2 separate regions of the Homo sapiens genome follow, and region 2 is linked to region 1. The links are chromatin loops, found by intact Hi-C in ENCODE. Cell type or tissue: ovary. All regions are shown on one strand. Links, peaks and the distances in the headings refer to the core of each region. The heading gives the core; the rest is flanking DNA. Region 1 overlaps LINC01837 (long intergenic non-protein coding RNA 1837). Region 2 has its middle 120 kb from the start of ZNF536-AS1.

The links. Peaks named below come from ENCODE experiments on the same cell type or tissue, not always from the same donor. Only the 100,000 strongest peaks of a DNase experiment are listed, where the experiment ranks them.
Region 2: a loop joins it to region 1, with 4 times the contacts of the local background. A loop is called at or near these places in 2 of 110 quality-filtered maps.

Annotation. Positions count from the first base shown.
Region 1 is chr19:32,031,783-32,048,037 of GRCh38, forward strand. All of the region lies in intron 2 of LINC01837 (long intergenic non-protein coding RNA 1837), which reads right to left. LINC01533 (long intergenic non-protein coding RNA 1533) reads left to right here. Exons shown (of 5, transcript NR_110675.1): 2 at 5,208-5,313; 3 at 5,772-5,925; 4 at 13,051-13,274. Among named protein-coding and RNA genes, the nearest start is that of LINC01533, 14 kb to the left of the region's middle. In ovary, for the core only: a CTCF peak has its summit at 10,225; DNase peaks (open chromatin) are centred at 9,965 and 10,239; H3K4me3 peaks cover 544 bases; H3K27ac peaks cover 1,255 bases.
Region 2 is chr19:30,778,297-30,794,551 of GRCh38, forward strand. No RefSeq gene overlaps it. Among named protein-coding and RNA genes, the nearest start is that of ZNF536-AS1, 120 kb to the left of the region's middle. In ovary, for the core only: CTCF peaks have their summits at 6,738 (motif pointing right) and 6,937; a DNase peak (open chromatin) is centred at 6,757.

The DNA.
Region 1 (16,255 bases), core at 8,708-11,207:
GCTCTTCAAAACAGAGTGGAGAGAGAAAACAGGGAAGGGACAGGCCCCAAACTGAAATGTGCACATGAAAACCTGAGGGAATAACGTTACTATGCATATTCACATACACTTGTTGAGTGTCTGTTCTCTGCAAGCACTGTCTAGGACAGAATGCTATTAGGACAGAATGCTGTTCAAATAAGTGTTCAGGTGACTTTCGCTTATGCATAGGACCCTGCCCTAGGTTCTTTCTAGTCCTCAGAAAAACCCTGCACAGTAGGGCTTACAGATTACCAGTATTAGAAGGAGGAAATTGGCCAAGGGTGGTGGCTCACACCTGTAATCCCAACACTTTGGGAAGCCAAGGCAGGCGGATCACCTGAGGTCAGGAGTTTGAGACCAGCCTGGCCAACATGGTGAAACCCTGTCTCTACTAAAAATACAAAAATTAACCAGGCGTGGTGGCAAGTGCCTGTAATCCCAGCTACTGGGGAGGTTGAGGCAGGAGAATAGCTTGAACCTGGGAGGCTGAGGTTGCAGTGAGCCCAGATCACACCACTGCACTCCAGTCTGGGTGACAGAGGGAGACTTCTTCTCAAAAAAAAAAAAAAAAAAAAAAAAAAAAAAACAAGGAGGAAACTGACGGAGGGAGAGGTCACCCAGTCAAGTAAGTGGTAGAGGAGAGAGTGACACCTAGGACTGACACCATTCAAGCCAGCTGTATCTGATACCAAACAAGCCCCCTGTTGTACTTTTCTGTATGCCAACACAGAACACCAAGCTTCCCGAAGTGCCTATGCAGGGATATTGCTTCTCTGTCTTCAGACCTCTCCCCGCCCACCTCAACCCCCTTCCATCCGCCCTCAAGGTTGCCTTCAGCTGAGTGAAGATGAAATAAAACCCCAGCTGCATCTCTCTGATAAAAACTTCAACTGAAGCCTCATATATTTTGTAGATACTAAAGATCTCATGGCTCTTTGAAGACGAGTGTTGTATTAATCATTGTGGTTGTTCAGATTATTTCCTCATTTTTAACATTGCTCGAGCCCTCTACCACAGAGCCACCATTTCTGTGTCCAGGGTAGTGAGGCCCTAAGAGATACCCTAGATTCCTCTTTATAGCCACTTCCTCCTTCATTGCAACTTAGCTCCAGCTCCAGCTCCCTAAGTCTAAGGGAATCTCCCCATTTTTAACTTTTTTACCCAAAACATGCTTAAGCAGAAATCAACTGAATGCATATTTGAATAGCATTCTGTTCTAATCCAAATATTATTCTACAAGGTCCATTTTAAAGTCTGTTTTTTCATATATCACACTGGAGGGAGAGAGAGAAAGAATATAGCTCAAAATAAATGTGTAAAAAAAAACGAAAGAGATCATAAGGGCAGAGGAAATAACTTGGTCTAATTTATCTCCTGATTCTATAATTATTTCAAAACCAAATACAGGTTCCTAAAGTATCAGTGTGGAAAGGAGCCCTAATGCACCAGAACTGCTCATTCCACAACTGGGGAAACTGAGGCTCATAAGAGAAGTCTTACATACACCAGTAAGGAGAACAGCTAGGTCTCTATTTGGGTCTTGCTCGGTAGCATGTGAACAATGTGTCTGTTCTCAAAAGGCAGTAACTATTGCAATCAGTTGGGAACTCAAGAATATCTGACATATGGGACCATCCATGACTTGTCTCCAGTCCTCTTATAGCCTGTGGGCAGGGAGATGGGTTTCATTTGCCTATTGTCTGTTCATCAGCACTCCTCCCCATGCAAGGGTAGAGGAAGCAAGAGGGTATGTTGACTTTTATCAAGAGCCTGCAGGCTGGGCATTTAGTTTGAGCTTTCTCCCTCTACCTTCAGGCAATCCTATGCATGGCTCCAACGTGCAGGTGAGGCTCAGTCAAGGGCAGTCATTTTCCCAAGGACACACACAACCAAGCCCAATAATTGATAATACTACTGTACAGGTTACTTCAGAGAAAGGAACTATTAATGTTGCCTTGGGGAGTAGGAAACAACATTCTAGTTGAATCTTCTAGGACGGGATGGTATTTGCATGCAGAGGACAATTTGTGGGCAGAGGTGCTAAGGTCCCAGTAAATATTTAGGATGGTGTTTGCACACAGAGGACAATTTGTGCACAGAGCTCCTAAGACCCCTGTAAATATTTGCTCCATGTTCACAGTCCAAGGAGGGAGAAAACGTGCAAAGGCCCTGAAGAGAGAGGCTTTAAAAACCCACAGGAAGCTCTTTCCAAGTGTTGCAAAGGGAATGGTTGTTCATCCTTTTCTTAGGAATCGTTCAACCTAGCCCTGCCTCCCAGCCACCCTGCAGCCAGGAGCTCTGATGTGTGATATTATATAGAGTTCAGGAATGTGAAAGGCACCACATAAAATCAAATTCTCTTCTATTTTAAGTTGAGTGGTGCATCAGTTCAGCTTTAAAACCTGATTTCTTAAAAGTTTCAAAGGGAAAAAAAATGTTCCTTTGCAATTGGAATCGAGTCCACATAAATTAGCAGGCCAGCTCTACATATCCATCTTTCCGAACTTTCCTGGATTGTTCATTTTAATCAAGCGGCCCACATTCTTGACTTTTCATCCTTCACTGCCCAGAATGATGCACTGCAGCTACTGATGACACGCAAATGTTAATTTTGTTCAAGTTCAAACATCATCCAAAAAGGGCCTATTTTAAAGACTGCTTTGCAAACACCAGCTGAAAATGAGGATGAACCGAATCAAACACCGCCAAGAAATTCAGAGGAGGGAAAGCTGTGGTCTTAAGGAAACTCACAAGTTTTTTTTTCTCTAGATCCTCAACCTCTCCAAGGCCGAGAGTAGAATCCTTGATGTCTAGAGCTGGAAGGGAAATCAGATTTCACCCCAGCCCTGCCCAAGGTCATTCAGTGTGGTAGGGAAGGGACGAGATAATTCAACTCTTCCCCTGGGTAAAAGAGCCTTCCTAAAATGTGAAACCAGTGAAACCATGTATTTCAAGTCTTTCTGTCATTTAGTAGGTTTCAGGAGCAGCAGGATACATCACACACACACACACACAGGCACAGGCACACAACAGGTTTATTTTAGAACTCTGGCTCACCCCTTAACCAACTACCACTTCCTCTATCCCGTCTTCTTCAGTATAGGATGTCACTATTGCCCAGTGAGGGCACAAGAGTGACAGTTGTTCAGAGATGCTTCAACAGGAATCGTGCACTTGAATAAGGAGAAATCAGCCAAGTTCCTATTTCTTCATGGCTGAAATTGTCTGAGATTTGGCATCTGCTTTTTTGCCTTTGCACCCAATGAAGCTGCATGAGAAAAGGACATCATCTGTATGAGTCACTACCGCATCCCCCTGGAGCCTAAAACAGGGCCTTGGTGCCTCGTGAGCACCCAATGAATATTTCTGAACAAATGAAGAAATGAAATCACTCTGGTCTATTATTTACCAGGATCCTTCAAAGCAGGACAGTACTATGGAAGGTCTCAGCATAGAGGTTAGAGATCTGAGGGTCCCTAAGTCGTTGAGCGCCATCTCACAGCAACATGGCCCTAGAGAATAAATCCATCTGAAAGCTTTGGCCCCAGGGATCTCAACGGCCTTGCCTCTAGAATACCAGCCTCATGTAAACAAGCCATCGGCAGTGACAAGTACCAGTTTCCATGGCCCATCAGACTAAACTGTTCACAGTGGCGGCCCATCTTCTGAAAGAACAGAAAAGACACTGCAACGTCAAGAAAAAAATGACTGCCGCTATTCCCTGAGCGATAACAGCCGCTCTTGAAATGCAGGACATGTTTCATTTGGCTTATAATAATTGTGTACTGTCTTTTAACCCTCAAAGTGTTAAGCATTGTCATATCCTCTGGGGATGAAAAGATCTGGGGTTAACAACTTTCTCTTTTAAAAATTCATAAAGGTGCAAATAAACAGCATTGCATCCAGTGGCTATGCATTGCAAGAAGCCAAGGGAGAAAGAGGAAAAAAAAAGACCACAACAACAACATTACCCCCCACAGGATACTTGGCAATTAACTGCAGCTATGTCAGCAATTTTTTGAAAAATTTCCTAAACATGGAGAAGACTCATCCTCACCATATGAAAAACAAAGCTACTGCAGTGACTCTCCCATGCATTACAATGTGTGTGTCTTACTTCTTAACCAAGCCGCTAATCACGCAAATTATTGCAACTAATTACATTTGAAGGTCTAATTAATTCTTTCAGTACCACATCATTTAGTACGCATTCACAACACAGCACCTGTTTTGAAAATCCTTGCAGTTAATTTGTTTATAAACAAACACTATTTGCATAAAATGTTTAATGAATGGTTTAACAGTTAGTACAATACTCCAGTTTTGTCTTCGTAGATCTGAGGTCATCAAAGGCCACGATAAATTAATTTTAAACTATACAAATTAATTTAAATAGAATGTGTGAATTTCTCATTAATAAAGAAAACATTTTCAACATGTTAATTAATATCTCTGTAACAGGCTAATTGCTTCCTGCACAACAAGTACATCTTACAAGCAAACCTTAAAGATTTGGGGGGCAAAGGGGTGGGGACTATTTTAAAACTGCAAAACAAAAAGTGCAATTCAGAAAAAACACACACAGCCCGATTATACTGGAGAATTCACCACTTAGGACAGGCAAACCAAGAAAGGAAGCTGTTGCCTTATGTTACAAATACAACACATTTTAGTCATCGAGAACGGGACGGTTGAAAAACATTTCTATCACAGGTGCAGTTACGCTGCAAAGATGGTTAGATGATGTCTGCCTTCTGGTAGAAAGACAGAATTAATGAAAATATTAGTTCTGAGAGTGAAGATCTCTCCTTTGAATGTAGGGCATATTAGCTGTGTTTGTAACCCAATGGTAAATACGGATTTCATTAAACAAATCTGCATCTTCACACCAGTGTCTGAGGCTCAGCCATCATAATTCTCCCTGTGGCAAACCATGGAAAGATACTTCACGTAGAAACTAAAGAGGAACAACATTATAGCCCAACATCAAGCACAGCCCTTGCAAAAGCCGTCACTGAGATATGTTCGCCCTTAAGTTTGTTTCCGATTTGCAAGCGTTTTCACATTTGATAAGCACCTGTTGTAAATTTACATCCACGCAGGAAGTATTCTTATGCTAGGGAGCTGAGAATTGTAAAGCATGTTTATACTCTTACCCTTTTGTGGTGTTGCCCCTTAATGCACAGGCTGATAAAATGACTAGCTACACAGGACCCAGAGGGATGTGCCGCTCCACCTGGTTCCCGCCGCATCTTCCCCCGAGGAGCCACTAGTCCCTTCCTCCTGGAACAGGTTCTGTCAGCACTGATCAACAAGCACTTGGTTTTTGTTTTAAGTTTGTTAATTTGGAGAGGACATGGAGAGACAGGGAGCGAGGGAGAGAGAGAGAGAGTGTGTATGTTCAGGGTGTGGGGGTAGAACGACAGAAAGACAAAGAGAAGCACAAATACAGACTTCCCAACACTTTTCTGGGACCTGCCAATGTATTTCCAAGAAAACAATGGAAAAACAGTAGGAGTTCCATCCTGATAGCACCAGGGGAAAAGAAGAATTTGCCCAACCTCTGATTGGACCCAGATTTCCAGGGTGGTGCTGCTACTCGTCAGAAAACACTTGGCCACATGGCCCCTTGGTCCTGATATTTCTTTGGAGGTGTATATAGAATAAGACTATCCCAAGCACCCTGCTCCCAAACTACCCTGGTGAACCCAGTATGGTGTGAAAACCCCTTTGCTTTGCTCTTTTGCCAGATAAATGCCAGCCAGCATCCCTGTCTCTGGGGCCCTGGAGAGGCCTTCAACACACCTGGCCTCACTGCCCTGTGGCTTCAACAAAGAGGCCGAGCATCTCCTATAAACCTTGAGGTCCATGGATGACATAGCGGAATGATGGATTTCAGAAAAGGCAGGTGCTTCCCACTCTTTAAATTTTTGTTTATTCTTTCCAAGTTTCCCATCAACAGCCCTGCAGTAAAAATTCAGGGCTTCAGAGACAAATATTTCATGAGTACAGACTGTGATGAGGAAAAGCAAGCCATTCCCTCTCTATCAGGATCCAGAGGTAAGCTGCTGCTTTGCTCTTAAAACGCAAGAAAAAAAAAGTGATTAACGGTTGGCACAGGACTCAGGATTATACGCCATTTCCATGTTGACTTCTTTTTGGAAAAGATACTCAGGATAGCCATGTGAGGAGTTACTCCGGGTTTCGGCCCCATAGCCAGCTAGAACTGAGGTTCAAGGGGCAGAGGGTGAACTCCCCAGCAGAGACAGAACGGGGCAGGAGGGGGGCAGGAGGAGGGCAGGAGGCGGGTGGCTGTCAGACAAAATGCTTCCATCCCAGAACAAGCAGAAACAGGCGCACCACTCTGCAATATAAAAGTCAGAAAGCCTTGCAACCTAGATGCAACCCAGGGACTTCCCCCTTGCAGCCAGCAGCCAAGGCAGCTTCTAGGCACTGTGTGGCTGTATTTAAACCCAACTTGGTCCCTAACTTCTCTCCAAAGCCGGTCAAGTTGCCCCACCCTAAGCATCCAGATGACAGGCTCCTGCCTCCCCTCTTGCACAAAATCATTCCCGGATGTAGAGCCTGGCTTTTTCTCTTTACCCATTAAAAATCACCAGCGTTTTGCAAATAAAGGCGATCACCATGTGAAAAATTATCTTTTAAAATGGAGTTTAATTTGCATATAAGGAACGAGAGATTTATGACAAGCAACATCGTCCAGTACTGCATCTGCCTAGTATCAGTCGTAATTTAGATTGTTTGTGACTGATCTTAAATTCTAAAGCTTGGAGAAGATGAAGTACTCTGTTGCTGTATTATTGTCAGGAGTCTAAGACTTACCAGAGATTTATTAGTAATCTTATCACAAACATGTCTCAAGTTTTTGCTTTTAATATGTGCCAAGCTCCTCTGAGGAATTTTCCTCACTGCAATTATATTCCTCAATGCCTGCATTCTGAAGCTGAGTTGATTTCCTTCCCAAAATAAAGCGACCTATCATTACACCACAGCCGCTCTTGTACATTTTTCCTCTGCTACTTAATAATCAATGTATTCATCATTAAAATCTGAGCCCTGAAGCAATGGTTTTTAGCATATTCTAATGACTAGCGACTTGCAAATTACAATGACCTTTCATGTACATTCTGTAAGCACCTTGTTCTAATGTGTACTGTATTTATAGTTTGCCAATACAAACTAGCCAAAGATTGGATAATTACTGTAATCTATTAGCTCGATTGCTTTCCCTGCTCATTTATAGCATGTGCCACGCAGGCCATTTTCAAAAACTGGCCTATCTTTCATCTCCCGCAAGCTCAGAAAGTAAGGGATACTTCATCTTCACAATATACACACTTACAAATGTCTGAAGAACAGCCCGTCTCAGCTCAAGGAGGTTTCAAAAATAAAGAACCTTCTTTCCTATTAGTGTCATAATGCTATTTGTGACTGACAAAAAACACCGCTCCGAGAATGTAAACTTTCATTGAAGAATGTCAAGGCCAGTCCCATTTTCTGCCCATTACTCTGACCTCCAAATAGCATTTAATAAGATCTGCTTTGAAAGAAAAAGATAAAGGCACTTCCCTTAAACAAGAAACAATTTTTTTTGTTATAAGTAAATGTTTCAAGTGAAATATTAAACTTTTTCTTTTCTTCTTTTTCTTTTTTTTTTTTTTTTTTAAGCACACTGCTGTTACGACTCCAGAACCGATAAGGAAGCTATGTGTGGAAGTATGAGCTCAGGTCGCCTTCTGACCCTCTGTGACGGTCTATTTCAGGCAGTTATGGATAGATAACATTACAGACACTGGTAATTAAAACAACACTAATTTTGTCTCTGTGGTCACGCTTTGTTGTTAGAAGCCATCTATCATGGCCTTCACGCATCACGCAATGAGAAGACATTTGTCTACGTACATTGTGCTTGGTCAACGGTTTTACGGATTTCCCCGCGTACCTGGACACCCAGGCACTTTTAAAGACGTACTGCCTTCATTTCTACTCTATTACTCTGATTAATAAAACATTTTGCATGCTTCATCAAAACACCCTGCAAGCTTTTCACCACATATATTCATGGGGGGGGAAGCAATGTTAATTTCTTTCCCTTTTAGAAAGAAACTAACAACAACAACAACAAAAGAAATTCTCTTTTGGATTGGAAGAGAGAAAGAAAAATTCAAATATGGAAATATTTGTCTTCCCTGTAAAACAGAGTCCAGCCTAATGAAAAGCATAATATTAAAACACACACACAATGCCAAGCATCTCCTTTAAGGCTACACGTATTTTTGACTATATGTATCGTTAGTTCTTTTCTGTGCATTCATTTGCTTGATTTATGGACACTCAATTTCACTTCACCTTTTATTACAAGATCTACAGTTACATTAAGAGTAATAGCAAGTCAAATGTTTTTATATTTGGGCAATTAAAAAAAAAGAAAAGATCTATTCCTTGGGCCCTTATAAGAAATTAGGGATAGCTGAAATGCAAGATGACTAGTTTAGTTCTGTTGTAATCAACTAAGAAGAAACTGTAATGGTGCATTTCAAGGGATCTTTAACAAGTGACACAAACAAGAGAAGAAGCAGACAGGACCATTTAACTTCAAACTCCACCGAAGAGAGCTGAATTGTAAGCTTCCTACAGCAAGCCCGGCTGGCGGCTATGTGGCAGTCTTCATTTCTCAGCGGAAAAGCCACTCCCTTGAGACTCTCCAGGCACCCCCCAACCGCATTTTTTATCAAGTGTCTAAAAGGTAGGAGCTGTTAGAATTCTTTTCTCTATTCACAGATGATCACAGCCCTTTTTTCCCCTTTAGCTTGCAGACGCACATGTAGTTTCAAATATTAGCTAGAACTCCAGCCCTCACCAGCCCCTAATTGCTCTCTCAGGGAAGGTATCATAAACTCAGGTATGGCTGACACAGATGTAGCTTCAACTTTATGCAGGCAGGAATGCTACATCAAAGCTATTTGCAAAGTGACATAGCTAGTTGTTTAAAAGAACATTTTTATTATATTCCTTGGAATTTGCATTCTTCTAGAAACCAAGTGTATTTTTTAACACGGCCTCAGAAATGTTGGGGCAATTGACCATTCATGATGTCTGCAAAGGAAAAGCATCTAAATATTTTTCAAGCGACTTTAATAAATTTGAGTGCGTCTGTCACTACATGTAACCTGATTATTTAAATAAGTTAATATTATCACTTCTCTTTTGCCAGCTGCTGTAAGCAGTCGGCTGCTGTCATTAAGCAAAAAGGCCAAGACAATGTGAGTTTATCTGGTCCTACCTGCATTTCTACTCATCGTTGGACTGAAACAAATGGGAAAGAAAAACTTACTGACTTTTGGCGAACTACAAAGGTTAACTCTATTCATCATGGAGAAACTGATACTAAGTGCTTTCTGTCTGTCCATATATTCTAAAGATTTAGAAGGAACCTGGTAGTGTTCCTGGGAGACAGAAGACAGAGTGTTCATCTTTGCCATATGCAGAGTGTCTCTTGCAGTTTTCTCTTTACCTCACTGGCACTGCTGAAATCCTTCTTAGACTACAGAGTTTTGGAAACAAGTTTATTTTTCAATGAGTTAAAAAGCCAAAGCTTTTCTTTCTTAGGATCTTTAACTCTTTTAAGGTAAGTGGCAGGGTTTGAAGCTGCTGTTAACCGTTTGAGGAGAAGGAGCTCAATAGCTTGCAGTGATAGGAAGAGAATTCTCATCACCCAGGTTGCAATAAAACGTGCCTCTCCCGATACCAGTAAAGCCCACTCCGGAGATTTCCAGAGACTGTTGGAAGGCAGTGGAAGGTAAACCCAGAGGAAACACAAGATAAAGGCAACCAGGTGGCCTGGTTCTTAAATCTTAAAGCAACAGTTCCAAAGTTGAGAGCCCGCATTGCACTCTATTGCACAGCCTGACAGGAGAAGGGACGAGGAAGTTCAGAACCTGGCAATTGGAGTGTTTCCCAGCGCCGGGTCCCACCGCGCACCGCACCGAACAAGAAATCTTTTTCACTTTCTATAACTCATTTGCATGAATTTACTTTTTTGCCTTAAGAGGTTGTTGTAATGTGTGTTAAAACACACAGTGCAATTTTATCTCCATAATATCACAAAAGAAATATTATGTTAGTATAAAGTTAAAAAAAAATGCTGCGAGATCCTGCAGCACGGCGAGCGGCAAAGCGTTGCTCAAAAGCGCCACCCAAAGGCGGGAGGAGTGTAACGGCATTCAGGGAGGATCGTTTTTGTTAATTTCAGCAATCCGAATGTAAAAAATGACAGCGCCACGCAAGTTGACGGAGGCTTTTGATTGAATTGACTGATTGCCTCAGCTGCACCTGCGGAAAATTGATGACAATGCTGTCTAAACCATTCATTAGGATTTGAAACTTCACGCAGATGAATGCTGGATTCATAAATTTGCTAGACATGTGTTGTAGATAATATGACAAAGCACTGTTTTCAAATGAACATTTCTTTGACCTAATTTTATCAAAATCATGCAAAGGAATGAAAGAACATTTGTACCCGAACTCTTTGGAACAGCTGCAACTGAGGTCTCTCTCTCCATCTCTCCCTCTCTCTTTCTCTCTCTCTCTCTTTACCTTTTTTGTCTTTCAAATAAATTTAAATGAACTATATTGTTTGAAATATATATTCTAGTTTATTTAAATTATTTTTAGAATGGCAAAACATTTATTTTTACTTATTATGAACAATGTTACTCTCCGCCAGATGAAGGAAAATTATTTTGAGGGTTTTTTTCAAGCTCCAAATTTGCTAAATTGAACACAAGTGGTAAGTAGATTTTTCAAATAATATTAATAACGCGATCTCCACAGACATGTTGGGGGGAACCGTTTCAGTACCAACTGGACATGCATTCTGTGAGAAGTGGACTTCTTGCAGGCTTTGAAGGGAAAAGAAATTCCTGTAAAATATTGACGCTTTTGGTCAAAAATGGCGAAACCAGAAAAAAATGACATCTGTGTATATTGTATATAAGATTTCTGACTTGTTCTCGATTTTAATGTATCAAAACACTATCAATATTTAATGGAGCTTTCTCTGTGTGTCCAAGAAAGAAAAACAAGATGTCTGAGAAGGGGAAGGGAGCACCGTTTTCATACCTGGCTTGGCTTAGCTGCACGAGAGAAGAAAAGGCCGTGGCTGAATCCATCTCCAGGAGCAGCTGTCCCCCTGCACCGTTTGAATTGCGAGGAAAGAGTTACAGTTTTAGAAAAGAATACCTGGTATTTAAGAATTCGAATTTCTCGCTGCAGAACTAGATCTCACTTCTACAACAAGGACCCTCTGCTTAGTACTTGGACTCCCCCCCAAAAAAACAAAATGAATATTTATTAACGTTAGAAGAACCTGGCGCAGGTCGGTCCGTGCATCCGAATCTGCCAAAACGCTTCCAAATCTCTTCCCTGGCATTTAAAAGAAATCTATTTTTATACATTCTCATGAATTTGGGTTTTACTACCAGTAAGGTAATTTCTGATTAGGCATCTTGGGTTTTTCTCTCTCTTTTTTTTTTCTTTTTTCCTAAAGAATCCCTGCAAATACACCCGAGGTGCTTGAGTTAACCCCACACCTGGATGGAGAGAAACTACAGGTGTGAACGGCAAGGCTAATAGACTTGAGTTTTGCCACGCATTTATTCTTCTTTTTTTTTTTTTTTACCATTCTAGCAGTTACTTTAAACTGGAAAACATTATTCCAACAATCCAAACAAGGCTCTTTAAGGCTGCTATGCCCAAGCTGCTACAGATACAAAATTATCAAGTAGACATGTGAAACCCCCTAAATGCGGAACAATCTGGGTTGGCTTCTAATTGCTATGTTTCAATTTCTAATGGGGAAAATGTGTAAAACAAATAACTGGGTATTGGGAGCTCTGAGCACTAAAAGCAGAACATTCTTGTATTTCAGTAAATCATATAACTCTACAGATGGGTTTGGAAAGCCTGAAGCTCCAGCCACCTTTTAGACTATTTGGATCCAGCGTTTGCTTCGAATTCCGGGCAATACGCTTAAAACAAATTACCTGTTTGTCTTGGATGGCCTTTGCAATGAGAACCCTAGGCCTGCAAGACCTCTGAGATTCATTGACCTCACCAGCCCACCCACAAAGAAAGATACGTGGATACTCCCTGTATTGCCCAGTCCTGGCTACAATGGCAGGGAGGAGCAGGCAAACAGCCTCCCCGTCAAAGATGTTACAATCTGGTCAATGTACACTGGGGTAGGACACGTGGGGAGTCAAATATACATCAATTTCTGGCAACACACGGCAAGAAAACACAGATGCCCAAAAGGACATCAACTCAAGGTTAATTCTTAGCTCTCACAGAACGGGGGAACTTGGGCATAGTTAAGCAGCAAAAGCTTTGGGGGAGGAGGTAGCAGAGAATGTGTAGGGCAGAGATGTGTATATATGTGAGCCTCCAAGGATGCACTAACTGTGCCTGTTCTTTCTCCCTTGGTTACTACCCTTCCTGCTCTTCTGGTAGGGTTCAGCCAGGCACAGACAAGAGTGGGCAAAGGAGCACCCAGCCTTGCTGTGCTCACCCACGCATATATCCTGCCTGGCCTGGGCAGTCACCTGAGTTTGTAGCCCTTGGAGATGCACTTGTCACCCTCTATTCTGACACCTTTATAGGAACAAGCCTTTAGTCTCAACAATGAGAAAAAAAATAAAATGCCCTTCCTCCAAGAGCTTCAACTAAGAATCATTTCATTCATCCTAGGCATTCTGGTAATGTCCTTTTTCCAGTTCCTTGTTCTAAGAAATGCTGCATTGTAGGCATATTTAAGGAATCTACCCTTCTCCCACCCTAACCTCCTAAGCCAGAGGGGCTTTTTGTTCCCTTATCCTGTGTATCCCCTCAAAACTCACTCAAAATCTTCTTGTGTGGTCAGAATGGGGATCCTTTTGAGCTTGTTATGAGACAGGCTCTGTCCTCACTGGGGTCTCAAATGCTAAATTAATTTTTATGTCTCTTTAGACACAATGAACAAAAACCAGAGCTTTTGAATACAGATTTCCAGTAAAACCAAACCCAGCTTGGGTCAGATGCACCTTTCCAGCAACCACCATCTCAGCAACAACCTGCCAGCTGTCAACTGGAAGTTCAGCTTCTGGGAACTTCAGCCCCCTTCTCAGAGGAGCAAGGTCCTAGCACCAACAGCACCTGCAGTGGAGCCCAAGTATGGCTGCTTCATGGAGAAGGCAGGTAAAGAGGGGTGTGCACACTGTCTCAGGGTGGCAACTCTTATTGATAACGAAGGCATTGTGGCCTTCTGACGGGTACTGCTGCCCACTGACAGGTACGTGACAGTACCTCCAGCTCAGGTCAGGGTTAGGTCTCAGAGACCCTTAAGAAAATGGTATTCCAGGCCAGGCGTGGTGGCTCACGCCTGTAATCCCAGCACTTTGGGAGGCTGAGGGGGCAGATTACTTGAGGTCAGGAGTTAGAGACCAGCCTGGCCAACATGGCAAAACCCCGTCTCTACTAAAAATACAAAAATTAGCCGGGCATGGTGGTGGGCGCCTGTAGTCCCAGCTACTCAGGTGGCTGAGGCGGGAGAATCACTTGAACCCAGGAGGTGGAGGTTGCAGTGAGCCAAGATCATGCCACTGTACTCCAGCCTGGGTGACAGAGTTAGATTCCATCTCAAAAAACAAAAAGTGGTGTTCCAATCAAACAATAGATAATTAACACTGTGTTCCAGGGTCAGATCTGGCAGTTGTGTTGGACAGACAACACAGGTAGAGGAGAGAGAAAAGAAAGGAAGAGGTTCAGGCCAGGCATGGTGCCTCATGCCTGTAATCCCAGCGCTTTGGGAGGCCGAGGTGGGAGGATGGCTTGAGGCCAAGAGTTCAAGACCAGCCTGGGCAATATAGTGAGAACCTGTCTCTCCAAAAAATGAAAATAGCACGGCGTGGTGATGCACGTCTGTAGTCCCAGCTACTTGGGAGGCTGAGGCAGGAGGATTGCTTGAGCCCAGGAGGTTGAGGCTGCAGGGAGATTTGATTGTGTGCCACTGTACTCCAACCTGGATGACAGAGGGAGACCCTGTAGAAAGAAAGAAAAAAGGAAAGGGAGCGGGAGAGAGGAGAGAAAGAGAGAGAGAGGGAGGAAAGAAAAGGAAAGGAAAGGAAAGGAAGGGAAGGGAAGGGAAGGGAGAAAGAAGAAAGAAGAAGAGAAAGAGAGAAAGAGAAAGAGAGGAAAGAAGGAAGGAAGAAAAGAAGGAAGGAGGGAGGGAGGGATGGAGGGAGGGACGGAAGGGAGAGAGGGAGGGAAGGAAGGAAGGAAGGGGGGAGGGAGGGAGGGCACGGTGGCTCACACCTGTAATCCCAGCATTTTGGGAGGCCGAGGCAGGCAGATCACGAGGTCAAGAGATCAAGACCATCCTAGCCAACATGGTGAAACCCCGTCGCTACTAAAAATACAAAAAATTAGCTGGGCATGGTGGTGGGTGCCTGTAGTCCCAGCTACTTGGGAGGTTGAATCGCTTGAGCCCAGGAGGTTGAGGCTGCAGGAGACTCGTTTGAACCCAGGAGGCGGAGGTTACAGTGAGCCGCGATCATGCCACTGCACTCCAGACTGGCGACAGAGCGAGGCTCTGTCTCAAAGAGAGACAGAGAGAGAAGAAATGAAAAGAAAAAAAAAAAGAAAAGGAAAGAAAGAGGTTCAACAGGCAGAGTATCCTTAAAAAACTCACCCAGCCCCTCCTTCATTTAGATAAGAAAATGGCTGAGAAGTGGCAGAGTCAAAGTTCCGATGCAGGCCCATGGGCCCTCTTGGTTCACCTCCTCCAGCCCAGGCTTCTAAAACTACTTCCCATACCTGCTGTATTGCAGCAACCATGCTAATTTAGCAACTTCCCATCCCAGATGCATAAAGAAGATGGAACCAATTCACCATGAATCTATCCACCCAGGCATTTAGACACAAAGGTGAAAATAACAACAGGCCCTGTCCTCGAGAAACTCCTCGTCCAACAGGGGAAGGGGGAGAGTGCCAGTAAACAGGGCCGTTGAGCTCTGTCCCAGCAGTGGGGACAGGCTTGCATAGAACCACCCTCACTCCTGCAGCAACTTCCCTCATGCCAGACAAGAATAGAGTGAAAGGAGACCCCCACCTTAGCTTTCTTGGCCTGGGGCTCCATCCTGCTGTGCCTAGCAAGAACACAACACACAGACACACACCAATAGATACATGTATCTTACCACTACTGGGGGAGAAAGAAAAGAAAAAATAAATCACTGGGAACCGCAGCAGGGTGAGAACCCAGACCTCAGCAAGTCCCAATTTCAGAGGTGACAGCATCTTTAAATGCCGCAGGAGTGCGCTCCTAGCTGAGGCAGGTGTGTGGATTCAACAGTTGACCCCAGCTGTCGCAGAGCGCGAGGAAGCTGCGCAGTAAACCCCTTACATATCAACCTCTGAGGACCGGTTTTTCTGCACCTGGTGGTCCTTCTAGACGTCTAGGAGGATCGTGTTCTCAGGAGAGGGTTCTTCAGCATCTGTGCTGAAGAACACTGCCCCAGCGGGTCACATGCAAGATTCCACCTTCGAGCAACATAGCTGACACTCTGCAGCCCAGTTGTCACTTGTAACAAACCCCAGTGGGTCACATAGTGAGGGGAGGCAAGGCTGCGTAAGGCAGTGGCTGAACTATCCCAGAAAACAAGGATCACAGGCCCCCAGTGACACCAATGTTGCAGAAACACCTGCAGTGGCAAGTCAGATGTCCTCCAGGACCAGGCAGATAACAAGGAGTAGGGGTCTGCAGAGGCCTCGGGAGGGTCTGCACCATCCAAAGAAATCAATTGTTCTGCACAGTGGTAAGGATCCAGTGTTCCCAGCACTTCCAAACATTTGAATGAAGCCAGAATTCCAGATAATTATGTGAAATCCCCAATTACTAAATATTGGCAACAAATTCATATTTCTTTCAAATAATCTGTGAACCAAGCAAAATACATCTGTGGGTAGATTGGGATCCCAGATATGCACTGTGTGACCGACCCTAGTAAAAGCCCTCCCTCCAAGGACCCTGGACACTCACACAAACCATTTAATTCCTCTCCTTCCTCCCAAGCCAAGCATCACAGCATTCAACAGGTAGGACTAGCAAGCTCAGGCCAAGGTCACAGTGTCCTGAGCAGGGTGGGCTAGGGGACCTTTTGCACGATGTTTTCCT
Region 2 (16,255 bases), core at 5,225-7,724, 1.3 Mb before region 1:
CTCCAGTGTTCGGATTCTGTTTCTCAATAGCCAGGAATAGTTAGGAATGCTTTCAGCTGCAAGGAAAAGAAAACCAACAAAGGGTTCAGAAACACAGGAGGCTTGTTTTACTCATACAGCAATTATTCTGGTTACAGATATTTCAGTGCATCAACAATGCCATCTGCACGGTCTGTTTTTCTCCTCCGTCCTCCTCAGCTCATTGGTTTTATTCTCATGTTTGCGGCCTTGTTGTTGCAAGATGGCTGCTCAACCATCAGGTGTCACATCTACATTTAACGCAGGAAAAAGAGAGAGAAGGGCAGTGGCAATTGCCTTTTCCATCCATCTGGGGATGTAGCTTTTCCATCCATCTGGGGAAACAAAGACTCCCTTGACAGACAGGCACCTCTCTACTGGCTAAGGTTGTTGGGGACCAACCATGCAGTGGCTGGATTTTCCTAGAGCCAGTCCAGTTCTGGTATGTACAGGACACTTATTGCAAGAATATACTGAGTGTCAGGCCCTATCTTAGGCTTTTGGGGGAAGGAGGGGACAGAGGTTAATGGATGGCAAGCTCATTTTCACGGTAGCCTGGGAGAAACTATGGATAAGAATGCTGCAGACAACATTGTCCTCCTCCTGTCAAATGCTGCCAATCCTTAACTAGTGAGGGTGAATGGTCTGACCTTAGGGCATGACTAGGTTCAATGCCCCTGATGACTACTGGTGGGGAAGAGGACAGAGATGCCCAATACTGGACCTGGCTGTGTCACTTCAAGTCTGCCTGGTGTGAATGCCCCCCGTCTTCTTCCAACTGTCTGCTATGCAGGGTGAGAGGTCGGCCCAGCCCCCTCTCTACCCAGACGGCCTTGCCAGCCCACATCTTGCATTCAGACCCGGCTCTGAGGGCAGCGGGCAGGCAGTCACCACCCTCCAGATGACCAATTCAAAACACATGGGGACCTTTGCAAGCCCTTGGAAGACATGCTATTTCTCTCTGCCTGCATAATTGTTGAGAAGGAAGCCAGAGACGGTGTTCTAATTAATTAGAGAAGGTATTTGAGGATGCCACTGTGTGCTGGACTCAGGACCAGAATCCAAATGTCCCACTTATCTGCCTCCACCACTGCGACCCTGAGCTGCCCCTCTCCTTCCCTGCATTCGTATTTGTGTGTAAACTGCAGCTTGTGACCGAAGCCTTATTAGTTGGTCAAAATTTTACTTTTAAATGGACCATTAACCTACTCAGAAACCAAAGCACACTGGTAATGTAATACCTCAGCCTCCTGTCGGGCCTCAGAGTGAACCAGGTCAGAAACGACGTCTATTTCTCTCCATTATCCCACAGATATCCGGAGCACGTTCTCACCCACAGGACTTCTCAGTCTGGAAAGACTTTTCCCATGCAGTTTGTTAATCCAAGCTGTGCCATTGACTTGGACAAGTCACTTTGCTACCCTAAGCCTCTGAGTCCCCATCAACAAAATGGAACTAGCTGTTTTATTAAAAAAAATAAGTAAATCTCGTTGACCATCAGGGAGGTGACAAGTCACAGAGCTGAAACGAAGGTAGCTTGGATTCCACTCCATTCTGGGTTGGGAAGTTGGGTGCTTCCCACTGGGCAGTTCTTGAAGCTCCCTTCTCTGAAAGTGGGGATGAAGACATGGATAAAGGTCCTTAAGACATAAGAGCTCCTTCCAGTCTCGTGGGTCTTCTCGGCAGAACCCTTGCTTGGCTGGAATTCCATCCACTCTCTGCAAGGCATAACTTCCTGTTTCCTAGGGAGAGGGGCTTATAAAAAGGCATAAAAATGAGGCTTCTAAAGACATCCTGGACGTCAACTAGATGTTGCAAAATTACATTTTGATGAGTTCAGTGTAAATGAACCAGAAACATATGGATTCAATTTCCCTTGGAATCCACATGGGTTTAAAAACCAAGGGGGCGGGGGAGAATGCATTTGGGGAAGAGCATTTTAGGTCTCACCAAAATCCCCGCATTTGTAAACAGCAGTTTGAGGTTTATGATGATTGCGTCCCGGGCTGGGTTCCTTTCCTAATAATAGAATGTACAGGATGTCTTGCAGCAGCCTCACAAAATGCTTTCAGGGAAAAATACCCAAACGCTGCCCTCTCCCTGTGCTCCTGGGTTCTATGGAACTCTGCGATGGCCTCCCAGATTTCCTGCCCTGGGTTTGACCCCATAAGTACCCTCTTTGCTCCTTCTGCTTCTGCAAAAATAGCATCCCAATCAGGTCCACACAATCAGTGACTGTCAAGTGCCAGGTTTATCCTAGGGATTTCAGCAAGTGCTACATTTAGTAAGGTGGGCAGCACCACCCCTGCTTTAAAATAAGAGAATCGAAGTCCAGGACATTCGGCCCAAGGCTGCTTAGCTGGTAGGTGCCAGGGTTGGCATGGGAGGCCAGGGCTTCTGAACTGAAGTCTGGAGATCTTTCCACCATAAAGGATGCATTTCTATTCCTCAGTTTCAGAGAAGGCTAAGAAAGGTATCTGTTTATCTGGAACTGCTGTAAGGTGGTCTACCAGGAGGCTGGAGGAGGGGCTAATGCAGCCATTTTCATGGTGGTCCCAGAGAAGTGCTTGGAATTCCCCATGGTTCCTTGGGGAGTTCCCTGGGAGAAGGAATAGAAAAGCTGAGAGAAAGAATAAACTTACTGAACCCCCAGGCCCCTGCTCCCATCTAGGGAAACTTGCTCTCCTCTGTTCTACCTATTGAGCTTTCAAATATGTATTTGATTATAGGAAGTTTCACAGTTTAAGTTTCAAAATCATGGATCCTGAGGATTTTTGGTGGCCCCCCTTTTCCCTCCTGCCAGTCAATGGGTTAGTGTTGGCTTCTTGTCTGCTTTTGTGCTGGGGGGTTCTGTACCCACTATCAGATGGGATTGCTGGAACTGTGGATGGACCCACAGAGCCCTTTGAGGGATGCTTTCGTGCTCAGTCCTCTGACCAGGCAGGAGGCAGAAATGCAGGATGGGACCCTGCCTCCAGCAGACTTGAAATCTGATTTTGTTGAAAAGACAAAACCCGCTTCCAGAAGTCACCTTGGAAAGATGACCATGTGAGATAATGGGCAGGCTGGTTCTGGGCATGGGAGACTCCAGCCCTGTACAGCCATACACTAATCAAACAATGGCCCAATAGAAGGCAGTTGGATGGGCCAGAGCTTTGGAGGTAGTGCTTCTGAATGACTTGGACCAGAGCACAGAAGGGACAGAGACTTCCTGGCTCTCAGCTGATGGAAGGAGCCACAAGACTCCACTGTATTGGGTCTCCCAGGGGAAGAGCTGCCTGGCCCCGCCTAGGTACATCCTGCAAAGCACAGCCAGGATGGAGATGGGCTGGAGGAGCCATCTGATTCTTATTAGGCTGTGCAACTTTCTTTATTGGCAAACAGTCTGTCAGCAGCTTCTTCCTGCAGAGCGGCCCAGATGTGCTTACAAAGCGTTCTGTGTCCTTCCCGTCCACACCCAGCCCCCGCGCGCATTGCCACTTTGCCAGACTTCGTCCTGGTCCCAGGAGTCCAGCTGTGGCCAAAGCAAGGCTTAGTCAGGAGCCTGAGGAAAGAGGCTCGCCCCTCTGGGTGGCCTCATGCCAGCCACCCCTCGCTCCATGTGCATGGGTCTCATTCCCCCTCAAGGTGCAGGAGGTGCCCTGGGTGGGGTTGGGGGGGGGGCCTGGCCTCACTCCTTGGGGTGGGGGTTGGGGTGGGGCAGACAGAACCCTGCCATGAACTTATGTTTGCACATGTTCATCTTCAACTTGCCATACTACTAGGGTGGCTTTCATCTGTTATTGGGTCTAAATCTCCTCTCTGAGAATTCTCATGGGAGAACCACAGAAAACAGGAGGGCTGCTGGCCTCTCATGGGTGTTCAATAGGAGGGCTGACCTCAGAATTCACTCCCATGATTGTCCAAGTGGCCTCCCCATGTCCCTCTTAAGAGAGTTCAGTCTCAAGCATGTTTCTCCCCTTGAGAAGCTGGAAAACTGGTGCAAAATTGTGCCTAAGCATACCACGGCCTGGGGGATATTAAATGTTTGGAACAATTAAAGTCCCATTACATGAATGTCCATGGACTGTTTTCCTCCCATCCCACACATATTGTCTTTCTTTAGGTCACAGAATCCTGAATTTCCCTTGGGGGAACCATGCTCCCTTGACTGTCATACCCTGTGGTCATATGAACCAACGCATTCCCTTTCTTTACCTATGTTAGTCTCGCCTGCCTCTCCCACCACTTATGGCCAAGGCTCTAGATGGATTCAGGGCCCCATACCCACCATTGACACTGGCCTGCCTTTTCCTGGTCATTCTTGTGTGTAAGTAACCCTAATGAAGAAAAATGAAGTGAGGCGTGGGTAATTTTCCTTCTTGCATCTCCTGTGTTCTTCCTTAAGTCCTTCAAGTCTACATGAAGTTTCTCTTCTTTTCTTTTTTTTTTTTTTCCGGACTGTTCTGATGATCATAAATGAGGATGCATACTTCAGCCACAAACTTACTTCATGTCTGATGTTATCAGCCTTAGAGATACCCTTGCCTATGCCTTCTTGCTTAGAGGGGAAACAGGTCTGGAAAGAAGACAGGAGTTCTCAGGGTCATCCAGAAAGCCCACAGCCAAAGAAGACTTTCAGAAGCTGCATTGGTTGCAAAGCATCACCTTACCAGCAAAGGCTATTACCTGCTCAGATGTCACCCCAGATCTCACCAAGCCACCCTTCTTGGTCCAAAAGTGCTCTACTGTGAATGTAGTCTTGTAGGAGTCTTGATGATGAACTCCTCACCATCCATCCTCTCTGATTTGATAAAAGTAAACCAATTGTGAAAATTAACCTCAGCTCCCAAGACATTCATTGGCATAGAAAGAGAAATAGGTCTTCCTTATGGCCAGTGAGACTTAAGTCAGCCAGGAGTGGGGCAGAAGATAAGGGGCTTCTACAAAAGGTTCCCTTGCTCCTAAAAGGAGATATAAGAGAGAGGCAAACCCTTTCTTCTTCTGGACCTTATTATTTCTACATGTGACTTTTGTACATTGAGAGCCAGCCATCTTGAGACTCGAGGAAAGTGATCTTGACACCAAAATCTGGGTGTGCTGGGAGGACAGAACGGTGCGATGAAAGGTCCCTGGGCAATGAGGACTCCCTGAGTGACAAAATCATCAAACTCCAGAGTCCTGGCTGTTTCTGGACTTCTTATTTTATGGGATATAAAAGTTCTTATTGTTTGAACCAGACAGAATGGGGGTATCTTCTTCTTTGGTACTGGAGTTGCTCTGGTCAGAGTAAGAGACCATGTGCCTTAGTCAGCATTACAGGGCATGGGCATTTACAGCATGAATTGCCATCTTTATTGACCTTTGTCTCTCTCTCTGCCTCTTTGCTCTTAATCTATGGCCTGCCTCTCCCCCGTGTGATAGCTGTTAGAGCTGTGAGGAGCCTTAAAATCTTCATCTGGTTGGGGTAGCTGAAGTTCAGAGGGAGGAAGGGACTTAGGGGCTTGCTCACGATGCATAGAAAGTGTGGATCCAGCAGGAGAACTCAGGTCTTTCTTGCCCAGCTCTAAGCTTTCTCATATTGCTCAGCTGTTTGCTGTCCTGCTCTGTCTGTCTCTCTGTGTCTCCTCCATACACCTCCTCAGGTCTCCTTCTCTTTCTGTCTCCTCTGCCCGAGATAAAGGGACCCCTTCACTTAGAGCTGGATGGGGCAGCTCTGCTGGGGACTAGGGGGGTCCGAAGGAGCCTGTGCTAAGGAAACAAGCTGGTGTTGCTGGAAACTATGTCTAGATGGTCACAGAGCAGCAGGATGGGGCACTGGGATTCTGCGTGAATGGCCATCAGGTGGCGGGACGCATGGACGGCTCACCAGCCTTGGGAACTGGCAGTGCTGCATGGCCCAGCTCACGGAGAAGGCTCAGCTGTGGCTCCTTCCTAAGCCATCCTGCTTCCCACTGACTTGGAGAGACAGCCGGTTGGTGCGGGGTTTGTGTGGGTTTATTTACTCTTAATAACAAGCTTATATTTTAGATATTCCCCCTGGGTATTTCTGCTCATTTGGGCTTCAGTACAAAACCATGAATCCACACACAAAATGTGTGGATCTGAAAATTAGGATTACACCCCAGCATCCCACTAATAGAGGCAGTCTTCCTTTGAAGGCGCCAGGGATCTCTGTCCTGCCCTGGCTGGCCAAAGGAAAGCCACGATGGGGCCATGCTTGTTACCAGCGGGTTCTGGACGCATCCACCACCATCAGCATCTGTTCTCCCCTTGGGTCTTCATTAATTCAGTTAAGGAAACATTTAATTAGCAACTGTTGTGGTCGGATGCAGCAGTCCATCCTGGGTAGAAGATACACAATTCCTTACTCCAGGAGCTTCCATCCATATGCGGAAGTGAGAAGGAAGAATGTATGCACACTGGGGCATGTAAAGCTCTGCCGTGGAGAGTAGAGCTGGTGGGTAAAGGAGGCCTCCAGGATCCATGTGACCCTGCCTGTGGTCAGAAGACTGGTTAAGAAGGCTTCCTCGAATGGGTTCTCAGCTCCAAACTCACGCATGCCTGCAGTCCAGTTTCTACCGGAAAAGTTGTTCCTACTCTCAACAATTCCACCTGAAGCCCTCTCACCTAACCTCCGGCCTGCTCCCAACCCTCCCTGCACAACCAATGAAAGCTGGCCTCAAGTACCACCAAGAAAAGCAGAGGCCTTGTAAGGAGTCTCATTTTCTTCCCCTACCACCAGATGGCGCCCCAGCTTGGCCTCCGCACTGATGGGACTCTGAGAGAGGAAGCGTCCCTCTTCATGTCTAAGGCCAATCCCTCCCCATGCATCCTCAATCCCATCTCTCTCTTGTTCTCAAGGCCATGGCCTCATTCGGGGTCCCCTCTGGCACCTTGCAGGGTGGATATTCTACCCCCTTGGACCATGCCCATCTACCTACGAACACCTTCACTCTCCACCCCACCCTAATCCAGTTTGCATCTCGCCACACTGTCAAATATTCATTTGGTGAATGTCCCCAGTAACCTCCATGACGTCCACCAATCCAATAGATGTTTTTTGTGTGTTTCCTTAGATGGAAATCCTACTCCCACCTTATGCACACGCACGTTCCCTCCCTGGCTCCATGTTGGTTCAATCCCCCTCTTCCACTCAACCTCCAAATGTTGAGTTCCTAAAAACTCAGTCCTACCCACACTCTCTCTCAGGTAAGCCCACCCATTATCCCAGTTTTAACATAATGACTGCTCCCAAATGTATAGTTTTAGTCCAGACCTGGCTTGTGTATCCAACCTTGACTTTTCTTATTTCACTCTGGCTGTGTGGCAATCCTATCAAGATTACCACATCCGAAACTGAACTCATAACTCATAATCCAGCCCCAACCACCCCCATGTGACTGGTAGAATTCTAAGACATCCCCAAAGTTTCTCACTCCTCTCGTGCACATGCCCTGTATGATCCCTGGGTCTCTGAGTGCCATGGATCTTCTTTTGATGATTAGGTTATGCTATACAGCACAGTTGAGTTTAATAAAGGGAGATTATTCAGGTGGGACTAACTTAATCCAGTGAGAACTGTAAAAGTAGAGAGATTTCTCCAGTTGGTGGCAGAAGAGTTCAGAAAAACTCAACTCAAAGGAGGTTTTTAGTGCTGTTGATGAGGCTCCAGGAGTGGCCTCTAGGAGCTGAGCATGATCTGTGGCCTGGAGCGGTAATCAGATTGAGACTTCTGTCCTACAACCACGAGAAGCCGAACTCTGACAACAATAGTGAGCTTCAAAGAGAACTCTCCAGATGACAACCACAGCTTGGCTGACACCCTGATGGAAGCTCCATGAGACCCTGTGCCCAGAGACTGACCGATAGAAACCGTGAGCTCATACATCTGTGTTGCTTTAAGTCATGAGATTTGTGATAAATTGCTTTGCAACAATACAAATTAACATATTTCCCTATAGCTTTTCATCTCAGTAGACATCACCATCATCCACCACATTGGTTAAGCCAGATATCCTTGAGTTTTTCCTTTCTCTTACTCCCACATCCAACTCCTCAGCAAGTCTTCCCTCTTCTGTTTTAAAAACTCGTCTTGAACCTCTCTATTTCTCCCCATCTTAGCTGCTCCCATCCTTCCTCAGACTCTATTACACTTTGCCCCATCACTATAGCAGGTGTTCACCTCCATACCAGGGTGATTCAATCCATTTTCCATTCAGCAGCCAGAATGCTTTTCTGAAACCATCAATTGAATCATGTTATCTCCTATTTAAAATCCATCAGCACCTTCCTGCTACATACACATCAGGTGACATCCAAGCTTCTCACTGCATTCTACAAAGTTCCCAAGGACCTGGCCCCTGCCTGTGTCTACAAACTCATTTCATACCCTCTCCCTCTTGGCCTGGCAACACCAGTTATTTCCTTCATAGCACACATCACAAGTGTAACTTAGCTTATTTAAGTGGTGTGTGTGTGTGTGTGGGCGTGAATGGGTAGGTGTTTATCTTTTTCTACTAGACTGTAGACTCCATGATGGCTGAGATCATTTCTGTTTGTGTTAACCATTATCATATACAGGGAAACCCCTTGCAACACGATTTTCCTTTGGGGCTGAGGTGGAACAAAGGCTCTTTCCCAGGCCGTTGATGTGCTTTGTAGAAAGCAGGAGCTCCCCGTGAAGCACCCAAGTACAAAGTGTACTGATGGGGGCCAAGGAGGGGGGTGGGAAGGGGAACAGGGGTCTCAAGGGTTCGCTGACCATGTGAGGTTAGCTAGACTGGCCTCTGGATCCACTGGGGTCCGCTAAAGCCCTCTCTTCCATGGGGGCAGTCTCAGATTTCCTACCATGGGCCTTGGGCTTCTGTCCCTTGGTCCTTTATTTCAGGTGCCCCACAGAATGGTGCTGAATGGTTTGCAGGGATGTGCTTCTCTTCTGTTCGCTTAAGACCTCAAACTGAAAAAATATGAGGGTGGGCGGTGACTCACTGTTATAATCCCAGCACTTTGGGAGGCCGAGGTGGGCGGATCATTTGACGTCAAGAGTTTGAGACCAGCCTGGCCAAAATGGTGAAACCCATTGTCTATTAGAAATACAAAAATTAGTTGGGTGTGTTGGGACATCCCTGTACTCCCAGCCTGGGAAGCTGAGGCATGATAATCACTTGAACCCAGGAGGCAGAGGTTGCAGTGAGCCGAGATTGTGCCACTGCACTCCAGCCTGGGTGACAGAGCAAGACTCTGTCTGAAAAGAAAAAAAAAAAGGAAGGAAGGAAGGAATGAAGGAAATGAAATGAAAAATATGAAAATATCCCTCTGCCCCAAAGCCGTCCTACTAGAACCAGTCATGACCTAATTCAATAAAACCAGCAGCTGGGAAATGCAGACCTCCACTTTATCCTCACACTGTCTACACTGGCATCCTTCTGCCACAAGGGAGATTCTGTGAGCTTTTGTGGACAAAGCTGGGTCTGGACACCCCTGGAGATGAGAAGCTATCCTGGGATAAATTTGACCCTTTGATAGTGGAGAGTTGCAAAGCCACTGATCCACTAGGCTTAGCTGCTACACTACTGGATGAAGAAAATCGCCTTCATGAGACACAAGTACAGGATGCTTTCCTTGCCTGGCTGAGGGAGGGTCTACCGGAAACCCCCTACAGACTCCTCCAACCCATTGAATCTCCAGTAGTTAAATGAAAGCACCAGACATTTGCAGCTAAGAGACTATGGGTCTCTGGAGAAGTGCTGGTCCTCTCTGAACCTCAGTTTCTCCACTGTAAATAGGTTTACCTTTCTTCCCCCTTGCCCCTGACCTTGGAGACCTATTGCAAAGATGAAATAATATGCGGAAGTAAAAGGCCTGGTACAGAGCTTCATCCCCAGCAGCTAAGCAGAGGCTTAAACGATGGAGTCTATCATCATTGGTGATATCATAAATGAACTCCTTGGCAGCACCTTGTTCTAGAGCCACAGCTTTGAAACCTGCTGAATTGACAGAAACAGCAATAAAAAATTAAAAGTCAAAAGGCTCTGGAGTACATTTCTTAAAGTATCAGGCTGTGTTTTTCCCCCTTGTAAGTTTGCTGAGTCTCTGGAGGTCACCCTGCAATGGGCCATCCCTTGGGAGTAGGAAAGCAAGTTTGAGGCCCTAGGGGAGAATAGCTTGGGCCCGGGAAGGGGAGGTCCTGGCCTGCCTTGCTCCCTGCAGAGCCTGGGGACCCATGTGCCCAGCTGAGGGCCCTCTAGGGGGAGAAAAGCAGGAGGGGAGGAAGAGATATCAGTGTTTTCCAGGCCTTGCAGAGAGCTGTGGCATTAAAGGTCTGAAGAAGCCTGTTGGGGAACTTGCCCAGCCCTGGTGAGGCTCACAGACCAACTCTCTGGATTTGAACATGGCATCCTGAGCTGTTTCTCCTCATCCTCAGGGCTTCTCCACCGGACAGGGCTGCATTCACGCAGCCCACAAACCAACTGTTCTAAGAGCTGGTCCAGGAAGTCTTGTCTCTGGCCTGAGGTTCATTCAGGGTCCCCATCGTCTCTCACATTCAGGCTCAAAAAAGGTGCAGTGGCCAAACACGTGAATAGTAACATACCTGCTTTTGTGACACGCTTGTCCCCTTCTTGGGTGGCAGGTCCCAAATGCAGATTGTTTATGTAGCCAGTTGCAGTGTAAAGGCTGTCATGAGAGACATGTAAGAAATGGAGTGAGAGGGTTCAGAAGCATTCTATCTGAAGGGGAGAGCTCTGTATTAATTAGAAGAAAAATATTGATTGGTTGTGTGGCCTCAAGGGCAAAACCCCAAAGACCTGCAGAGAATCAGAGATGGCTGTTAAGCTGCTCTAAGTGGTACAAGGAAAATATCTGTGCCCCCAAGAGCAAATGCAGTGAATGGAATGGGATGGATGTTCAAGACAAGGTGCTGCTTGTAATGATCCCTCATCATGACCCTGTGACTTCAGTAAATATGACTAAACTAATAAAATGCCTAGTAAGAGTGGAGTGGAGGTGGAAACCATACATAAAATCATGTTTCAACTCAGGTTTGACTCAAAGAGAAACAGGAAGCTAGCACAGGTCAGAGGAGAGGGTGAGTTCCCGGAAGCTCCCACAGTTCATGGAATGTGTTTTGGACTTTCAGAGACTGGGAAAATGGGGGTAGGGTGGAAATTTGGGTAAAGGGTAGTCAGATCTACGAGAAGCAGTGACATCCCAGGGAATCTCAGGGTTTGATATTATTGCATAATAAAGAATTTAACTGGCCTCTGTCCCTGGTTCTGGGGATACAGACTCAACATCCTTGGAATTTTCCAAGTATTAGGAGAGTGCCTTTGTTCTTCATGAGCTCTTGGATCTCACTGGAGTTCATGCCCATGAGATAACTCAGGATAGGGGCTAGTCAGTCACCAGAAAGGCCCATCATGGTCTTTGAGCCAGCTGGACCTCCAGGGAGGGGCTGGAGATTGAGTTCAATCACCTGGTCAATGATTTAATCCATGAGACCTGCATTATGAAATCCCAATAAAAACTTCGGACATTGAAGCTCAGTGGTGCTTCCTGGCTGGTGAACACATTGATATATTAGGAGGGTGATACATCCCGATTCCATGGGGAGTGGGTCTGGAAACTGTGTTTGGGACTATGTAAGGTATCACTCTATGTATCTCTTTATTTGGCTGGTCCTGGTAATTTATCCTTTGTAATAAAACGTAATCATAAGCATAGTGATTTCCTAAGTTCTGGAAGTAATTCTAGAGAGTTATTGAACCTGAAGGGAGTTGTAGGTCTCCTTCAGAGTTGGTACCAGTTGGTCAGAAGTGTGGGTGCTCTGGGACCTCTGAATTTGCAGCACGTATCTAAATAAAGTGAGGGCGGTCTTATTTAGCCTGTGGAGTCTATACTAACTCCAGGCAATTAGTGTCAGAATTGGACTGTAACACACCAGTTAGGTAATAGGAAGTGAGTCTTTCATTATGTGAGTCCTTCTGCTTCCTCAAACCTATTTGGTAAACACTCCAAGTATAATTCTGAATAAGAACAAGCCTTTTTGTTCCCCACTTGGGTCCTAGGACCTGGCAAAATGCAGCCTTGGGTGTAGCTACATTGTTTTGTAGCCTCATTATGTCCCTTCTCCAAAGACAGGGTGGCATGAGCTCAGGGAGGGGCTACTTGTTCTGGGGCGGGCTGGTTCTTTGGAAGGGCACAAGCAAACCATAAACAAAGCTCCACCTTTGCAAAGGCAGCACCAGGACTTCTGTTTGGGAGGTCCTTGGGATGACAAACTGGTTCTGAGATGTCTTCAAGATGCTTCTGTATAACAAGCATATGTTTTTGACTTTGATTGTATGTTTATTTAAGGAGGCTCAGGGAGGGCTGATGGAAGTTATAGGGTGGGGACGGCTCTGATCCAACCCAAGCAGCTCCTTGGCCCAGGCATTTTCCCTTTGGTGAGGCATGCAGTCCCTAAAGAGGTAAGTGTCAGAGAAGGCCCAGATTATAAATCTTTCCCCCAGAGCAATGCAGTTTCATTGTACTTAAAAATAATTAAACAAATCTGTAAAACATGTTTCCATTGCATTAGTTTACTTCACTTGGCCCCGCAATGTGAGGATCATAATTACTTAAATATTTCCCTTTACTATTTTTCAAAACATTTTTCTAAATTGTCGAAAAACATTCTGGAGACAGTTGGATAAAAACATAGTGAACATGTGTCTGATTAATTTTTTAAGACAATCGAGATCAAATGCAAAAAATGATTGGAAATGGTTTCAGAGTGACAATAAAAGACAGAAATCTCAGAGCGGGGAGTGCGGTGACTCATAAGGCAGAAAGGATTTATCATTTTTACTACAGTATTTATTTGAACGCACATGACAGGGAGCGAGCTGGCCTGGTGTGCAAATTGCCAAAGGTGGAGTGTGGCCCGAGGAGGCTGTGTCCAGTTAGGGCCATTCCCCCAAGTGGGCTCCAGGACCAGGCTCTCTCCTGATGCCGAGCTTGTAAAACAAGAGATCACTCTCAGCAGCCATTCTTTGTCTCCTGTCATTACAAACAACTCGAGGGCAATCCGCTGGCTTCTCGACAAGCAGATCTGTCCCTCATCTGTCAGCTGACAATCAGGCCACCATCCCGAGGCCACCGCTCGGGCTGCCGGGTGATGGAAAGCCACTTGTCAAAGGAGGGTTGATGATGTTTACTTACAAGCACTTCCTAAGCTTGAACTGAATTTCATTTGACTTTATTCAGTTTATTTTGTTGAGTCCTTTTTTTAAAACTTATTTTTTAAGTTCCAATAAACAATAGAGATCACGGAATGTGATTTCTTTTTCTAGCAAAACAGTCCTACCCTTCTGCCCTCCTTCTCTAGCATCCATTGTCTGAGAAATGTCACAAGGGGAAGAGAGGCCGGGCCTCCCTCTGAATTCTTTGCCCTTCCAGGGGTGATACGGTTTGGCTGTGTCCCCATCCAAATCTCATCTTGAATTATAGCTCTCATAATTCCCACGTGTTGTGGGAGGGACCCAGAGGGAGATAATTGAGTCATGGGGGAGTTTTCCTCCACACTGTTCTCATGGTAGTGAATAAGTCTCACGAGATCTGATGGTTTTATAAGGGGTTTCTGCTTACACTTGGCTTGCATTCTCTCTTACCTGGGTGCCTTGTTGGAAGTGTCTTTTGTCTTCCACCATGATTGTGAGGCCTCCCAGCCATGTGGAACTGTGAGTCCATTAAACCTCTTTTTCTTTATAAATTACCCAGTCTCGGGTATGTCTTTATCAGCAGCATGAAAACAGACTGACATAAGGAACTCCAAGAAGGTTCCAGGCGGGGACACTGCAGCCAGATCATCTATCAGTTTGAAGGATACAACCCCTATTTTGCTGAATGAATTTGGGTCTCCAAGCATGGAGGTGCGTACGCTAGGGCTCTACCCTAAATCCCAAACTGGAACTCTTTTGAAGGGACCTCAACATATTGAAGGTCATGGCCCTATCAATCATTCTCATATCCCCATGACATTTTCTTTATTTTGTCCTTAAGACAATTTGTATTATTTTTTATAGTGCAGAGACTAATATGCCTTTTTGTTTGAAATGGCCAGATATAGGAGGTTGTTGTCCCAGGTTTCACATCACAGATAAGTATCTTTGTTTCAACTGGAAGAAAAGGACAGGCAATGGGGGCCGGTCTTGCCCGTGATGTCCCAGGCCATTCTTGGCACCTGGAGTTGGTTTGAGTAGGACCCTAAGTCCTGGATTCTGGGAGCCTGGGCCCTGTATCATTTGCTGAGGGCAGTTAGGCATCGTCTGCTGGAAGTTGGGGTGCTCTTTGGTGGCCCATGCACAGAAGGGAATTGTCAGGCTGGAGTGAGATAAAGTGATTGTCCACCTGGTACTCACTGGCCCATAATCTATCCCTGGGAAGCTGTGTTCAGGGCTGGAAGGTCAGCTTTATTCCCTGGTCACCCATGCTCTTACTGCTTCTGAACATAAGGAACAAACAGCTCACCTTGGCCGGAGGTATAACATGTTCATGGAGGTGAACCAAATAGTTAGAATTATATACAATCATGGCTTGGCCCCTTGATGTTCATTCAAGTCAGGTAGAGGGTGCTCTAGGAGCTCACAGGTAGTGGGGGATGAAAAGTGGATGTGGGTGAGAGAGGGTTGAACACACACACGCCACACTCAGGTGGTGGGCTGGGCCAGTGAGCACCTTAGGCTGGTGCCTAAGGAAGATGTGGGAGGGGCTGAGGCAGGGAGTGGCCTGGGAGGATGATGGCTTCAGGGAGAGCTCCTGTCCACACTGCAGGGATATTTGCTGTGCTGCCCTGAGATTTCCAAAATCTAACGCTGAACTTTATCTTACTTCTCTCTTCTCCAAGACTTGAGTTTCTAAGCTTTGAACATTGTGGTGGTTTGGATGCATTTTGCAGCCATAATTTGGTGAGGATTTCTTGCCAATCTTTGTAATCATTGGAGGTCCTGGATCCCGAAGATTTAAGGGTAGGGGCCCAGACCTACCACCCAGAGTGCTGAGTGCCTGTGGAAGCAAGAAGCAGAGAAGGGGGTTGGGGCAGGGAGCTGCAGCCTCACGTGAGACACCTCTGCCCTGCTGGCTGCACCCCTCCCTTTTGTTGCCAATTCTTTACCTACTAAGGTGCAGCCAGATGGAAAGAAACCTTGAGTTTAACTCCTTTCTTGAGAGTGGCATCAATCATGTGCCACCTTTGCTAGGGAATCCGAGGGCCTCGTGAATAATTCAGAAATGCTACATAGAATACTTGTTACTCCCAAGTGTTAATGAAAATATCAAGGGAATTAATTAACAGTCAATTATATCAATTTTAGAGTTGGACATTGATTCTGATGCTGAGAGCTAAATCTGAATTTTTGCTACAGTTCCTTTTCCTAATTCTCAACTTGTCTTTGTCATTTCTAGTCAAACTTATAGGGGGGAACATGTTTGAATTATTTTCATTGCCTTGCTGTATTTCAGCTTACTTCTGATAAATAAAGATTAAAAAAAGAACTGGTCCAGTATTACATATTTTCTACAGCTGTATGTGTACATGTAGAGGTGTTATCTTGGTCTTTGTATTAAACTGCTTGGGGGAAAAGGGAGTTTCAAACTATGGATAATACATTACCAACAAAAGCGAAAAAGCAAAAATAACATGCATACTATTTGCATAGAAATGTACATATTTTACCCAGACCATCACATGGAAGAGCTCACAAGAGATGAGAAGATGGAAAAAGAAAATTGCAGGTAGTGTTTTCACCAGTTGTTGATGACAATGGGAGCATAGGAGTCTGTCCATCCTGAATGTGTGACAAGTTTTCTAGGCATTTGTTAAACTTCACATATGAAGAGATTTTTCAACCCCTCTCTGATCTTTGATATTAAGAAAAAGCATTTCATTGAAAACAGTCTTTGCAGGATTTGGCACGAGTCGTCTAGACTGCTTTATGAAAAATGACAGCTAGTAGAAAAGTAATTAAAGATGTATTTTGCTGAAAGCAAAAGTATTTTTGGAATCAATACCAACTATCTTTAATTTGCCAGTTCTTTCCACAATCATTGTGTGTTATCTGGAGGATCTCAATTCTAGAGAACGGAGGTGCCAGCCCCTTTCTGGTCTTGCTTTTACGTCCTCTGTCTGCTTCCTCACCATCCTCAAGTAAGGTTAGAGGAGGGCTGGGCAGGGAAGAAGAGGCATGGTCACTGTGGTGGAGCAGGAGCCAGTGGATCT